Linked DNA regions of Mus musculus: all the other regions are linked to region 1. A link is a contact called in ENCODE Hi-C or POLR2A ChIA-PET data. All regions are on one chromosome and are shown on one strand. The core of a region is the stretch at or near the end of the contact, and the rest is flanking DNA. Distances in the headings are between cores, read along the strand shown. Region 1 holds the start of Zfp961 (zinc finger protein 961). Region 2 holds the start of Zfp882 (zinc finger protein 882). Region 3 overlaps Cyp4f18 (cytochrome P450, family 4, subfamily f, polypeptide 18).

What was found. Hi-C counts contacts between places; a loop is a spot of excess contacts on that map. ChIA-PET counts read pairs that join two places held with the same protein, here RNA polymerase II (POLR2A).
Region 2: a map of left cerebral cortex shows a loop between it and region 1 (3-fold over the local background). The contact joins the promoter of Zfp882 here to the promoter of Zfp961 in region 1. A Hi-C loop is called at or near these places in 4 of 37 maps with a recorded cell type or tissue (gastrocnemius, heart and left cerebral cortex). POLR2A ChIA-PET finds 5 or more read pairs at or near these places in 3 of 5 experiments (all embryonic stem cell).
Region 3: POLR2A ChIA-PET joins it to region 1 with 58 read pairs in embryonic stem cell. The contact joins the enhancer-like site here to the promoter of Zfp961 in region 1. POLR2A ChIA-PET finds 5 or more read pairs at or near these places in 4 of 5 experiments (Patski and embryonic stem cell).

Annotation. Positions count from the first base shown.
Region 1 is chr8:71,949,243-71,953,624 of GRCm38, forward strand. Zfp961 (zinc finger protein 961) reads left to right here and starts at 1,824. Exons shown (of 4, transcript NM_001164581.1): 1 at 1,824-1,918. The coding sequence starts at 1,853.
Region 2 is chr8:71,906,156-71,910,537 of GRCm38, forward strand. Zfp882 (zinc finger protein 882) reads left to right here and starts at 2,451. Exons shown (of 3, transcript NM_001166645.1): 1 at 2,451-2,583. The coding sequence starts at 2,581.
Region 3 is chr8:71,986,624-71,991,005 of GRCm38, forward strand. Cyp4f18 (cytochrome P450, family 4, subfamily f, polypeptide 18) reads right to left here. Exons shown (of 13, transcript NM_024444.2): 10 at 3,238-3,371; 11 at 3,084-3,148; 12 at 2,437-2,519; 13 at 1,859-2,114. The coding sequence ends at 1,937. Among named protein-coding and RNA genes, the nearest start is that of Gm51535, 16 kb to the right of the region's middle. Within about 2 kb of position 1,973, at least 1 of the 3 ENCODE cell types and tissues checked has a DNase peak (open chromatin) inside an H3K27ac peak, as active enhancers do.

The DNA.
Region 1 (4,382 bases), core at 574-3,073:
TAACATAAACTAGACCCTGTGAAGTCATAATAGTGACTGTCTCCTTCCTGGGAACACTACTTTCATTTGCCCTTTCTTGGAAAAGAGTCTTTTCAGGAGTTTTAGCAATGGTTTGTTAAGTAGTCATGCACAAAGAAGAAACAAGATGAGGAAGAAATTAGCTATCCTGAGGGCAAACTTGTCCCCAAGGAACTCAATGCCCATAATTAGCAGGAAGTAGCCTAGTGATGTTGCCCCCTTTCCCTGATATCCTTTTCTCTCTCTACCTAGTGTTAGGGGGTTGATAGGGTGAAAAAAGTGTATATAAAGGAGTGGAAGAAAGAAGAACCTACAAATTAGCAAAGACAGCCTCAGTAGAGATTTTTCTAAAAGGTATCCCAAGGGGAAATGAGAGGGTATGAATGACACCATTCCCATAGATGAGCGAGAGATCACAGTTACATCTGTCAAGGGCACCCCCAAGACTCAGAGAGGACCAAGAGAAGACCAACCGATAAGTAGGTCATTATCACACTTGATCGCCTGAGGAGACTCAGTACCTGAAACTAAAGCCAGGGGTGAAGCTCAGGAAGGAGGTCTCATCTGCAGGACAGGGTTGGGGGAAAGGGCCAAGCATAGCTTTAAAGACTGTGCCTGGTGGTATCTCTGCAGTCTCTACTCCTCAGGGAGACTGCTGCCCTTCAGATGTTCTTAGAACAAGCCCCAGACCTTAGGAGCATGGAGACCACTGACTCCATGATGGAGTTGACATTTGGTCTGTAAAACTCAGCACATAGACAGCACCACCTGCCAATCAAAGCCTATAGTTCTGGGAAAGTCTCTAAATGTACAAACCTTGGTTTTTTGGCTTCTATAGTTTTGCTTCTGGCTCACTGATCTTGCTAACTGAAGCATGTTGACCTGGAATATGGTTTTTGTGTTTAAGAGCTCACCCTGAGAAAGGCCCTCAGTACTACAATAGGATCCTTAACATCCAGTGTAGTTGCCAACCAGTTAATAAAGACATTCTATTGGCTTAAACCATGTCCAAGCAATCTTCTCTGGCTAATATCCCACAACATTCTGATTAAAGAGCAATTCTGCTTCTGTAGTTGCCTATCTACTTTCTAATTATTTCCAAGTCACCTCTACCAGTCCCAATTGAACAGGGAACCTTATCAGTAATGCTACACAAAAGGAACACAGGATATCTGAAATACATCACAGACCAAGCACATAGTGGCCTTAGAAATGATATCCACAGCCCTGGGTTGTGGGGGTGGGGTGGGGTTACAGAAGGGGTTGGGGGTGAGGGACTTACTCGCTTCTCTGGACACAACCCGGACCTTGTCAAGTCTGACCCTGGCCTTGTCCTTTCATCTGGCCTTAGATTAAGAAAGCTTTACATTGGCTAGCCCCACAACAACTTTTATAGTAGCCGGCCTTGAACTCCAAATCCTCTTCCCTCCATCTCCCCAGTGCTGGGATGGCAGGTTGTGTGTGTCATCACACCCAATTTTCCGCGAATAAATCTGGCTTTTCTTGTGTCCTTTTTGGAAACAAGGTCTCCTGCAGCCCAGGTTAACCTCTCACTAAACAGTCTAGGATTAGCCCGCAACTCTAACTCACTCGTTCACCTTCAGCCAGGCGCACAAGCCCAGTCAGACCTGAGCCTGCTGTGGGGTGCCTCTGCGAACCCCAGACCTGAACATCAGTTTCCGGACTATGTTGAAGGCGATAGGTCGCTGGTCCTGTCTATCAGGGACTCTAAAGCCAATCGGAATCGCTCATAGCAGAGCCGTCCAATCAGCAGCGGGAAGCCTCTCGGAGGCCGGGCGCCGCCATTTTCGGCGCTGTCCTTGGCGGCTTAGCAATGCGCAAGGTACGCGGCAGTGACACCCGCCACAGCGCAGCTCAGGCAAGACGAGAGTGCACCATGGTGAGTGCATCTCAGAGACGCGGGTGGGAGCGGAGGGCAGAGGAGTGGCGGGCTCTGCGCAGTCGGAAGCTCGGGACTTGCCGAGAGTTTGCAAACCGACTCTGGTGCCCTTTTCCAGAGCCCGCAGCCGAACCGCAATGTAAAAGGGGATCATGTATGCTTGTGTTCAGGGGTAAAATGGAAAGGACTATGTAGGGTCCCCACGGAGTTAATTTGCTCTTTGGGCTGGTTTTGTGGGGTGTTTTTTTTTTTTGTTTGTTTGTTTTGTTTTTTCGAGACAGGGTTTCTCTGTGTAGCCCTGGCTGTCCTGGAACTCACTTTGTAGACCAGGCTGGCCTCGAACTCAGAAATCCGCCTGCCTCTGCCTCCCAAGTGCTGGGATTAAAGGCGTGCGCCACCACGCCCGGCTTGTGTTCTTTTTGATGTTTTAAATTTACACTTATTTATCGAGGTGCCCATGGGGCAGTAATCTGAGTCTGGTCTCTCCTTCCACCTTGTGGAACCTGGAGAACGCCAGTCTAAGGCTTGGCAGCAAGCGCCTTTTCAGCTGAACCATCCCACTAGCCCCTTCTTTCTTTTTCCTTTACTACTTTTTATAAAATTGCATTTCCTATGTGAATATTCCCAACCCTGTATAGCCACCAGCAGCCGCGGAGAACTGGGTTCCTGAAAAGAAAGCTGGGGCTGGATGCGAAGGACAGACGAGAGAGGAATGAAACAAAGACAGAGTTTCTGAGCAAGGCCCAGTGTTTAATTCTTGAGTCTGGTTTTTAAAGGGAGGAAACCCATCCCCCACTTTGCCAGGATCTCATCAGGAAAACAGGCTCAGCTGGTAGTGGCTTCTTGCAGGAAGCTGCAGCTGCAGCTTCACCTAGGTCAGAAGACCCTACCCCAGTTGGGCTAGCCAGCAGTGGCAAACAAGGTCTGCTTTAGCCTGCTCAAGGCTGGGGGAAGGGCACAAACCTGGTGGGACCATGTGTTTCTAGGATTCGAGAAAAGCAACATATATATGAGCTTTTGTCCCCCAACAACAACAAAAAAAAATCACATCTTCTTGGAAAAATTTACCTTCAGTTACTGTAGGTTTCTCCTTTTCCTGGTACACCACAAACAGAAGAGGTGGGGGTAAGAGGCCCACTGTAACCCCCAACTGACCAGTACTACTTCATAACTTGTGTCTGGACCCTGTAACAGCTGTCTTGCTTGTGGACAGAAACAAGGACCCAGTCCCACAACAGAAGTGACACTTTGAGAGCAATCGAAGAATAAATAATACAGAGCATATTAGCAGAAAAAACACAGCTCAACAAGGAAGACAGGCATAGTTTATTGAGTGGCCATGACTGGAACCCCCAAACAACCCTCTATGTCTCGCTGTGGACACATGAGTGGTGGTGGAGGCCTTTAATCCCAGCACTAAAGAGGCAGAAGCAGACAGATACTGATTGTGAGGCCAGCCTAGTCTACAGAGTGAGTTCCAGAACAGCTAGGGTTACACAGAGAAACCCCACCTTGAAAATACTTTAAAAAAAAAAAAAAAAGGAACAAGAGTCAGGAAGTGTTTATCAAAGGTGTCAGTGGGCCTCAGGTTTAAAGCAAGTGTGAACTCAGTCCTGGAGTTTTCTGATGCTGTATGTAACATTCTCAGATATTCTGGGTTTGATGTAAGCTAGTGGTTGACTAAGAATTGTAGGATTTTTTAATAATTTCAAGGGGCCAAAAAACAGCCCTCAATAATTTAAACTCTCCATAATCTTTTGAGTGGACCCATGTGGGGACATGGGAACTGAACCGAGGACCTCTAGAAAAGTAACGTGCGCTCTTAACCACTGAGTCATCTCTCCAGCCCCTTAAGATGGTCTCACTATGTGGCCCTAGAACTGAAAAAGTATAACTCAAAAGCAAAATTCTAGACCTTTAGGCCCAGGCTTGAGAATGCGACCTCTGTGACTCAATGCTCCAAGGTATGCTAATCATAAAACAGATAACGACATTCCTCCATCCACCCGCTTCCTGGGTTCAAGGAGTGTTCATTCAAAGAAAGTCATCCTGACCCACCCTGACCTGCTGGAACCGGCTATGCAAATGTGCTATTGTTAGGGGCTCTTAGAAACTGTCTTGAGAAATAACTCGCACAATTACCAGGTATTCCTCGTGACTTGTAACTTTGTACTCCCTTGTGACTCTTAACTAGTATTTTTGGTATTTTCCAACAACGCCCTCCGCATCTCCTTGAGTTGTGGTTTCTTCCTTTAAATACCCCCTTACCCAGCTACTTGGGGGGCGCCACGGTCCTCTACCCATGTATGGTGTATGACCGTGGGCCCGAGAGCACTCTTGAATTAAAAGTCCTCTTGCAGTTTGCAGCAAGACTGTTTCTCCTGAGTCAGAACGTGGGGGAGTCCTCACATTGTGGGTCTTTCAGAACTCGTAGAGCAGACTAGCCTGGGACTTCAGAGATTCT
Region 2 (4,382 bases), core at 1,201-3,700, 42 kb before region 1:
GGACTTGAGCTTTGTACAAGGAGATACAAATGAATCAATTTGCATTTTTTTTACATGCCTACCACCATTTAAGCCAGCACCATTTGTTGAAAAGGGTATCTTTTTCTCCTTGGATGGTTTTAGTTCCTTTGTCAAAGATCAATTAACCATAGGTGTGTAGGTTCATTTCTGGGTCTTCAACTCTATTCCATTGATCTTCTTGCCTAGCTCTGTAGCAATATTATGAGGTTTTTATTACAATTGCTCTGTAGTAGAGCTTAAGGTCAGGGATGGTGATTTCTCTCAGATGTTCTCCTATTGTTTGGAATAGTTTTTTTTTTTCTATCCTGTGTTTTTTGTTGTTGTTGTTGTTGTTGTTGTTGTTCCAAGTGAATTTGAGAATTGCTCTATCTCTGTGAAGAATTGAGTTGGAATTTTGATGAGGCATTGCATTGAATCTGTTGATTGCTATTGGTGAGATAGCCATTTTTACTATGTTAATCCTGCCAATCCATGAGCATGGGAGGTCTTTCCATCTTCTGAGATGTTCTTCGATTTCTTTCTTCGGAGACTTGAAGTTCTTGTCATACAGATCTTTCCATTGAATGGTTAGAATCACACCAAGATATTTTATATTATTTGTGACTATTGTGAAGGGTGTCATTTTCCTAATGTCTTTTTTAGCCTGTTTATCCTTTGAGTAGAGGAAGGTTTACTGATTTGAGATAATTTTATATCCAGCAACTAACTTTGCTGAAGTTGTTTATCAGCTGAAGAATTATCTGGTGGAATTTTTGGGGTCACTTAAGTATACTATCATACTTAAGTATACTATCTTCTGCAAATAGTGATATTCTGACTTCTTGCTTTCAAATTTGTATCTCTTTAACCTCCTTTTGTTGCTCTGGCTAGAACTTCTAGTACTATATTGAATAGATAAGGAGAGAGTGGACAGTCTTGTCTAGTTCCTGATTTTACTGGGATTGCTTCAAGTTTCTCTCCATTTAGTTTGATGTCGGCTATTGGTTTGCTATATACTGCTTTTACTATGTTTAGGTATGGGCCTTGAATTCCTGATCTTTCCAAGACTTTTAACATGAACAGGTGTTGTATTTTCTTGAGTGCTTTTTCAGCATCTAATGAGATCATCATGTGTTTTTTTTTTCTTTGAGTTTTGTTTATATAGTGGATTACATTGATGGATTTTCACATGTTGAACCATCCCTGCATCCCTGGGATGAAGCCTACTTGATCATGGTGAGTTATTGTTTTGATGTGTTCTTGGACTCAGTTTGCAAGAATTTTATTGAGTATTTTTACATCAATATTCATAAGGGAAATTGGTCTAAAGTTCTCTTTCTTGTTGAGTCATTGTGTGGTTTTGGTATCAACATAACTGTGGCTTCATAGAATGAAGTAGGTAGTGTTCCTTCTGTTTCTATTTTGTGGAAGAGAATTGGTATTAGCTCCTCTTTGAAGGTCTGACAGAATTCTGCACTATTTATTCATTCATTCATTCATTCATTCACTCATTTTTATTTTAAACTAGACAGTTCTGGAAATGGCTAACTCTGGAGTGCTTGTTTTCGTTCCAGTTAGGTAAGGATTCTTTATCGTGTCACTGTAATATCCAAAATAAATTCAAGACTACCTAGTACCTTCCCCCTTCAAAAGGACTTTCCAAACTGTACTACCAGGCCAAGTACAGAGCCAGATAAAGAAGCTGGCTGGCTAAACAAATATAGAAACATAGTTTTAACGGTCAAAATGACTAAGCTTACAGCTGCCAGAACAAGATTAACAATGCCCCTGCCCTGCCTTACACTAAAAACCACAAGGACAGACAAAATGAGAGTCACCCTATACAAATCAACCAATGTCCAAAAAGGTTATTGGCTACACCAATTAAAATAAGCCAAACTACCCTGGTGCCTAGATCCGGCCCTTACAAAGGTAATAAAAAGTGTGTTCCTTTGTTCTGGATCTCTCCTCTGGCCTGGTGCTGAGAGGGTGTTCCCCAACATGTTGGACAAGTAAAATCCTCATGCGTTTTGCAACGATGGCGGTCTCTGTGGTCTTTGTAAGGGTCTTTTGACAACATACAACATCACAAGGGGCTCTGTGTATGGGTCAAGAGCACCAGTGGGAAGTTCCTTAACTCCATTTTTCTTTCTGGTGCCAAAGTCGCTAAACTGTACGGTCAGCTCAGGGAGTGCTGTATTGTTCTACCCTGCAGTGTAACATTGACCCTCCCCAAAACAGTTATGAGATAAGTGATCCAATCAAGACTGGGGTCAGGCAAAGCGGAAGAGCATCACCGCCATCTTTCTTTCTGGTGCTACCATAGTTGCGACTCTGTTCTCAGTTGAGTGCCAAACTGTTCAGCTTCAGGTTTCTCATGACCGTCAAACCCAGTATCAGAGTCAGGTCGCTGGAGGCCCGGAGAACAGAGCGGAAGTTCTTCACCCGCCATCTTTCTTCCTGGCAACGCCATTGTCACTGCTCTCTCAGTCCAGTCCGCTGAGGGAGTTTGGGGTCGCTGGACCTCAGGCCGCTCCACCCTGGAGCCGCGTGAGGCTGCTTGAGGTCCGGAGCTCAGCTATGGTGAGCATCGGGGATGCGGGGAATGCAGGCGAGTCCCTCGGTACGGGAACCACGGCAAAGACTGCAGCTGCGCGCGCGACTCCTGGACTGCGCGGCCAGCTGTGTTGGCGGTACGGGAGCCGCGCGGGGGCGATGTGCCGCTGCTTTGTTTTGCCTAGTAGAACCTGATTTCCCAGTCTTTCCGGTCCATGGGAAGCGGATTCTGGAATCCTTGAATGTCTTCTCCATCCAAATGCTTTTGTTGTTGCTGCTTGATTGACAATTGAAATCCCTCGGTTCCCAGGCCCGTCCCCACATTGCCAAACTCACTGGACCGGGCGATCCACAGGTCCCCGTGAGCAACATGGGGGTGCAAGGAGTGTGGCCATCTGTGATGCAGTTGGGCGGTTTGTAGGGATTCAACTTCTTTAATGCTGAGACATGACTTTATTTGAAAGGACTGTTAGAAATAGGGAGAAGGCCCGAGATAAAAAGTGTGAAACGTGTCAAGCGGTGGCTAGAAGAGAAGGGCTTTGCTTGGAGGGATATGTCAACAGTATTAAGGTACGGGTTTGATCGTGCTTAATAGTGTTTTGTCTTTTCTGAGCAGCCAGTCATTTTCAGGCAACAAGTGAACAATTTGTGAATTGGTTTTTCTCTAGGATCAGAGTCTAGTTTCAAACATCATGTAGAAATCCAGCATTAACACCATTATTTTATTGGTGCTTTCTCTGGTATATATTTTTGGCACCTTTGTTGAGAATCAGTTGGCTGAACGTATGGGCTTATTTTTATTTTCTCTTTTCCAATGGACTGTACATCAATATTTATGACACTACTCTGTCGGGTTTTGCTTCGTTCTGTTCTGTTCTGTTCTGTTCTGTTCTGTTCTGTTTATTTTCATTACAGATCTGCACAGTGTGCTCTTTTTTTGCTGAGGATATCTTGGGCTCCCCCCGGGTCTGTTGCACTGTCATAGCAATTTTAAGAACTGTTGCTAGTTGTGTGTAAAATGTGATTATTTAATGGAAATTTCATTGAATCTGAATTACAACTTTGAATTATTTTAGCAATATTGATTCTCCTAATCCATGATCATGGTAGTCTTTTCTAGTGTCGTGTTTAATTTCTTTATTTTTTTTAATTGAAAAAAAATTCACACAATATATTCTGATTACACTTTTCCTCTCCCCAACTCCTCCCCAATCTCTCCACCTCTCTGCCCACCCAACTCCAAATCCTCTCTTTCTTTCTCTTTATTTTTTTCTTCAGTGACCTAAAGCTGCCTTTGTAGAACATTTTCTCATCATCATTTAATTTGGGCATTTTAGTTTATGTGTATAGGCATTATGACTTTCTAACAGTGTATCTCTGAGATAGTTCATTACTTGCTGAGAGAAAATATACTGGCATTGTGTGTTGATTTTGTACCCTTGCTAAATACTTTATAATATAAGCCTTTTTGGTGTAATCTTTTGGACTCTCCTTAGTTTTCTCAGATATGTGTTACTTTTGTTTGTTTGGTTGGTTGGTTGGTTGGTTGGTTGGTTTTTTCGAGACAGGGTTTCTCTCTATAGCCCTGGCTGTCCTAGAACTCACTTTGTAGACCAGGCTGGCCTCGAACTCAGAAATCTGCCTGCCTCTGCCTCCTGAATGCTGGGATTAAAAGTGTGCGCCACCACACCCGGTTTATACCTTTTTTGTTTGTTTGTTTGTTTGTTTGTTTGTTTGTTTGTTACTTTTTACACAGACAGTATAACTGTGTACGCCTGGCTGACCTGGAACTCTTAACCCTGCTTTCTTAGCCTCCCACATACTGG
Region 3 (4,382 bases), core at 723-3,222, 38 kb after region 1:
GACACTTGATGACGGAGTATAATTATGACCCCACAGACAGTGCGAGATGAGCACTGAGCTTTGATTCGGTTTGCTCTGCCTCACTGTTCTTTGCCAAAGACACACATGTTCACTTTACATAGCATTGTTGAGCTCAGCTTGTGGTGACACTGCCATTGAGAGAAACTCACCAAAGAACCGCTCCTGAGGTTCCTGTGGCAGCTTGGTGCTTCTGTGGCCTTACCTTAAGCCAGTTGGCAAGCCTGGCGATTTCTTTAGGATTAAACTACAGCTGCCTGGTGTCTGCTTGCTGAAAGGGCTGGACTGTAGCTGGTGGTTTGTGCCTGGTGTCTGCCTGCCGAGAGGACTGGTCTGCAGCTGCTGCTGGGTCATATTTGGTGTTTGCTACTGGACTGAACTGCTGCCCAAGAAGATTAAGCTTGCCCCCAAAGAACTATTGCTGAACAGGTCCACTTCCCCATATTCTAGTAACTTTTCTCTTTCACTCCCTATGCTGGGTGGTGGGCTAAAGGAGAGGTTAAACCCTTATTAAAAATAGGTTGCAAATATTTATGCCTGCGTTCCTTCTTTGCCTGCCTGCACTTACTTGCCAGCACATCTGTTGGAGTGTACTTCATGACTCCAGCTTATAGAGAAGACCAGCTGAAACACCTAGCCTTGTGGGACTGAGCAACAACTAGACTTCCCATTCACAGCTGCCCATTGTTAGGTTAGTTGGACTGTTGTGCCAGGGAAGGGTTGAACTCCCAAAACACAGACATAAGCCGATCACAGCAGGGTCTTTATTCTATTCGAGCTAGCTCAGGCCCCTCCAATGCACCATTGTCACTCAGGAAGGTTTTGGTGGTGGAGGAGCCTTGAATATCTATCGGGGCAAGGCTTAATAGTAAGCAGCAAGGGGGTGGAGTGTGCAAGCATCTAATTGGAAAGCTGCTGTAGCCTTTAACACAATTGGCTGGTGTTGGGAACTATATTATAAACCTAATTTCTGCTTCCCTCTGCATTGGTGATCATTGAGCAGGGAGTGGGCTTGTAACCTGGGGTTGTAGGTTTGTTGGGAGAATAACCTGGAGACGCTGGTCTTGTGGGGATCAGCCTAGAGACTGGAGCTAGGCTCGGGTTTTGTTGGTGGCAGCTTGGAAACTAATGCTAGGTACCAGCCTGTCAGTTGACCTGAGTTGAAACTTAGGTCAGGTTCTCTAAAATGGAGTCTAAACTTAAAAGATTTGGCCTCTCAGGACTACAGACTGTAAGTCATTCCAATAAATCCTCTTAATATATAGAGACATCCCATTGTTTTGTGGCTTTAGAGAATCCTGACTAATTCGCATGCCCAGTTGCTGTAATGCTACATCCTCAAAAGGTAAGGGACTGTGGCGATTTGAATGAGGATGACCCCTAAGCTCATGTCCTTGCTCTCACATTTGGTGGAAATGTTTGGGAAGGGTTAGTAGTCTAGCTATGGTGGCCATTCTTGGTTTTCATTTGACTACATCTGTAATTAACTAAAACCCAAGCTGTTTGGCACATCTCTAAGGCAATTTTCTTGATTAGAACATTTGAGGTGGGAAGAGCCACCTCTAATCTGAGCCACGCTTTCTTGTCTTTTTTTTTTTTTTTTTTTTTTTTAATTCAACCCAGAACCCAAACCTAGTAATGGCGCCACCTACAGTAAGGATTAGGACTGATCATTCCACTTCAGTTGATTTATCCAGATTATCGCTCACAGGTGTACCTTGCCTCCTGAATGACAATATTAATTTTCATGTCCCTTAAATCCCTCTACCACTCAAACACCTTTCATGGCTCCCTGTGGCTCACATGAGGCATGTAACCTGGATGTTTGGTGAGGCTCAGACAAGGTGACAAGAAAATTTTATTCCTGGAAAGGCACAGGTGGGTGGATGGATAGGAGAGTCCCACGCCAGCTCAGAGATCACTGCGCGCCTGCGCTGAGCGGCTCCACTTTCAGCCACAGCCCGCCTTCTGCGCGCAGGATCAGCTCCGGCTTCCTGCGGGGCTCCTTGTCATCCGGCAGAACGCGGAAGCGCAGCAGAGTCAGCGCCAGAGCTACTTTCATCTCGCTCATGGCGAAAGTCTGTCCTATGCAGTTCCTGCAGGAGGGCGGGGTGGGAACTCTGACTGTGCCCAAGACCCTACCCAGGACCAACACAGCACTAGAACCTGGCCCGAGTCTGAGGTTTCTGGGACCACGCAAGGACGTAGACATCCTCAGAGCCAAGCCTTGATCAATAGCCGAAAAGGCCAGGGCGGGATTCTGAGCACAGAGGACTCTTCACCTTCCCCTCCCTGGTTCCCAAACCTTTGCACAATTCTGTGCAGGGAGGTAGGGAGGAAACGCTAACCTCCAAAAAACCCCAACTCCCCCGTCCTCACAGTCAGCCCGAGGCCCCTGCCCCTCAGTCCTAGCCTCACCTGGGCCCAGCCGAGAAGGGAATAAAAGCCAGGGGTGACCTGCCCTTGACGTTGTCGGCATCAAAGCGGAAGGGGTCATAGACCTGCAGGGGACATGGAATCATGGCGGGTGAGAACCAATTGCCAGCGTAGCCAAGAGCAGAGTCCTCAGTGTGCATGGAAGGTCAGAGTTGATTTATCTACCTCCTGGGATGCAATGAGGAGTAGTCGTAAACCCTGGATTCCATCCCAGCACCAGCATAAAACTGATGGCTGCAAACCTGTCAGCAGCAGGAGGCAGGAGGATCAAGGGTTCTGGGTCAACTCCTGTGTAAGGACTTCCAGGCTAGCCTGGGATACCTGACACCCTGCTTCATAAAACCCATGACTGGGGCTGGGGAGGTAGCTAAGTTGAAAGAGCAATTACCTAGCAGGCACAAAGCCCTGGATCCCATCCCAGGCACCACATAAACCAGGCGTGGTTCTGCACACCTCTCATCCCAACACTGAGGGGGTGGAAGCAGGAGGATCAGAAGTTTATGGTTATCCTTGGCTACAGGTTAAGTTGAAGCCAGCCTGAGCTACATGAGACCTTAGCCAACAAACAAACAAAAAGACCGTCCTCTTGAGAATCCCAGCCTATAACAAAGAATTAAGAGGGACAGCACCTCCGGGTCTGGCCACACAGCTGGATTGTGATGTGTCCCGAAAATACTTATTCGGCTTATGACACCTGTGGGGGAAATGAAGCAATGAAGAACTGCTGCAACCTGGATCCACTGTCTGCCCAGAACCTTCCCTCCTCCCTGATGTTTCGGGCACCTTTAGGGATGACCCGACCATCTGGGAGCACAATGTCCTGAGTGCAGCATCGGGAGATTGCAGTGACGGGAGGATGCAGCCGTAGGCTCTCCTTAATGCACATGGTGAGGAATGGCAGCTGGGCCAGGTCGTCCCTGAGGGGGGGGGGAATAGTTAACCAGATCAAAAATGAGAGAACTTCAACTCCTCTGTGACCCAGTGAAACCTCCCTGTTTTAAGTGCTAAGATGGATGAAGTACATGAGAATTGGAAAAACACAGGCTGACCAAATGGTTCAGAGAGGAAAATCAGCTGTCAGTAAGTCTGAAAATGAGTTCAATCTCCAAGAGAGACATTAATTAATTAATTAATTAATTAATTAATTAATGTAATTTAAAAACAAAAACAGAAACAGAATTCCCAACAATGGAAAGACAGAGACAGGAGGATTATGAGTTCCAGTCCAGCCACAATGGTACTCTTGTCTGAAAAAAAAAAATTCATTATTAATTAATAGTTGGTTAGCTTACTGACTAATAGTTTAATTGTGTCATTCTTAATGACTAACTTATTAATTAATCGAAAGCTTTTTAAATCAGATAATTAAGAGTACCAAAGAAAGGTTAGCCAGGCGACTTTAAAATGTTTATCCTGAGGAAACAAAAATGTAATGCCAATGGTATAAAAGTTAACAAATGGTCAGGACAGCTGGCTCAGTGTTTAAGAGGACCCGAGTTCAATTCCCAGAAACTACAGGCAGCTCACAACTGCCCCGTACACTAACTCTATAGGCTCTGACTCACTCTTCCGACCTCTGCAGACTCTGCACTCACATACAAATACTCCCACACATACACATATATAATTTTAAAATAAAAATAAATGTTAATTTAACAAGTTGCATAAAAATTATTCATTCTGGGAAAAAAAAAAGAGAAAGAAACCAAAATACAAAACAGTAGAAAGAAGATAGCGAGATCTAAAGCTTTGATTTTGTCATCACTGCACTAGAAACACTAGAAATGCAACTAGCCAAGGTGAGGCAAAGGAAGGAAGGAATGCCGCTTGTGGTGTAAGGGTGAATGTGCCATTTCAACAGAGAGAGGCATTGCAGGTGGTGGTTTTGGTTCTGGTTTGTGTCTTAGTTAGGGTTTTACTGCTGTGAA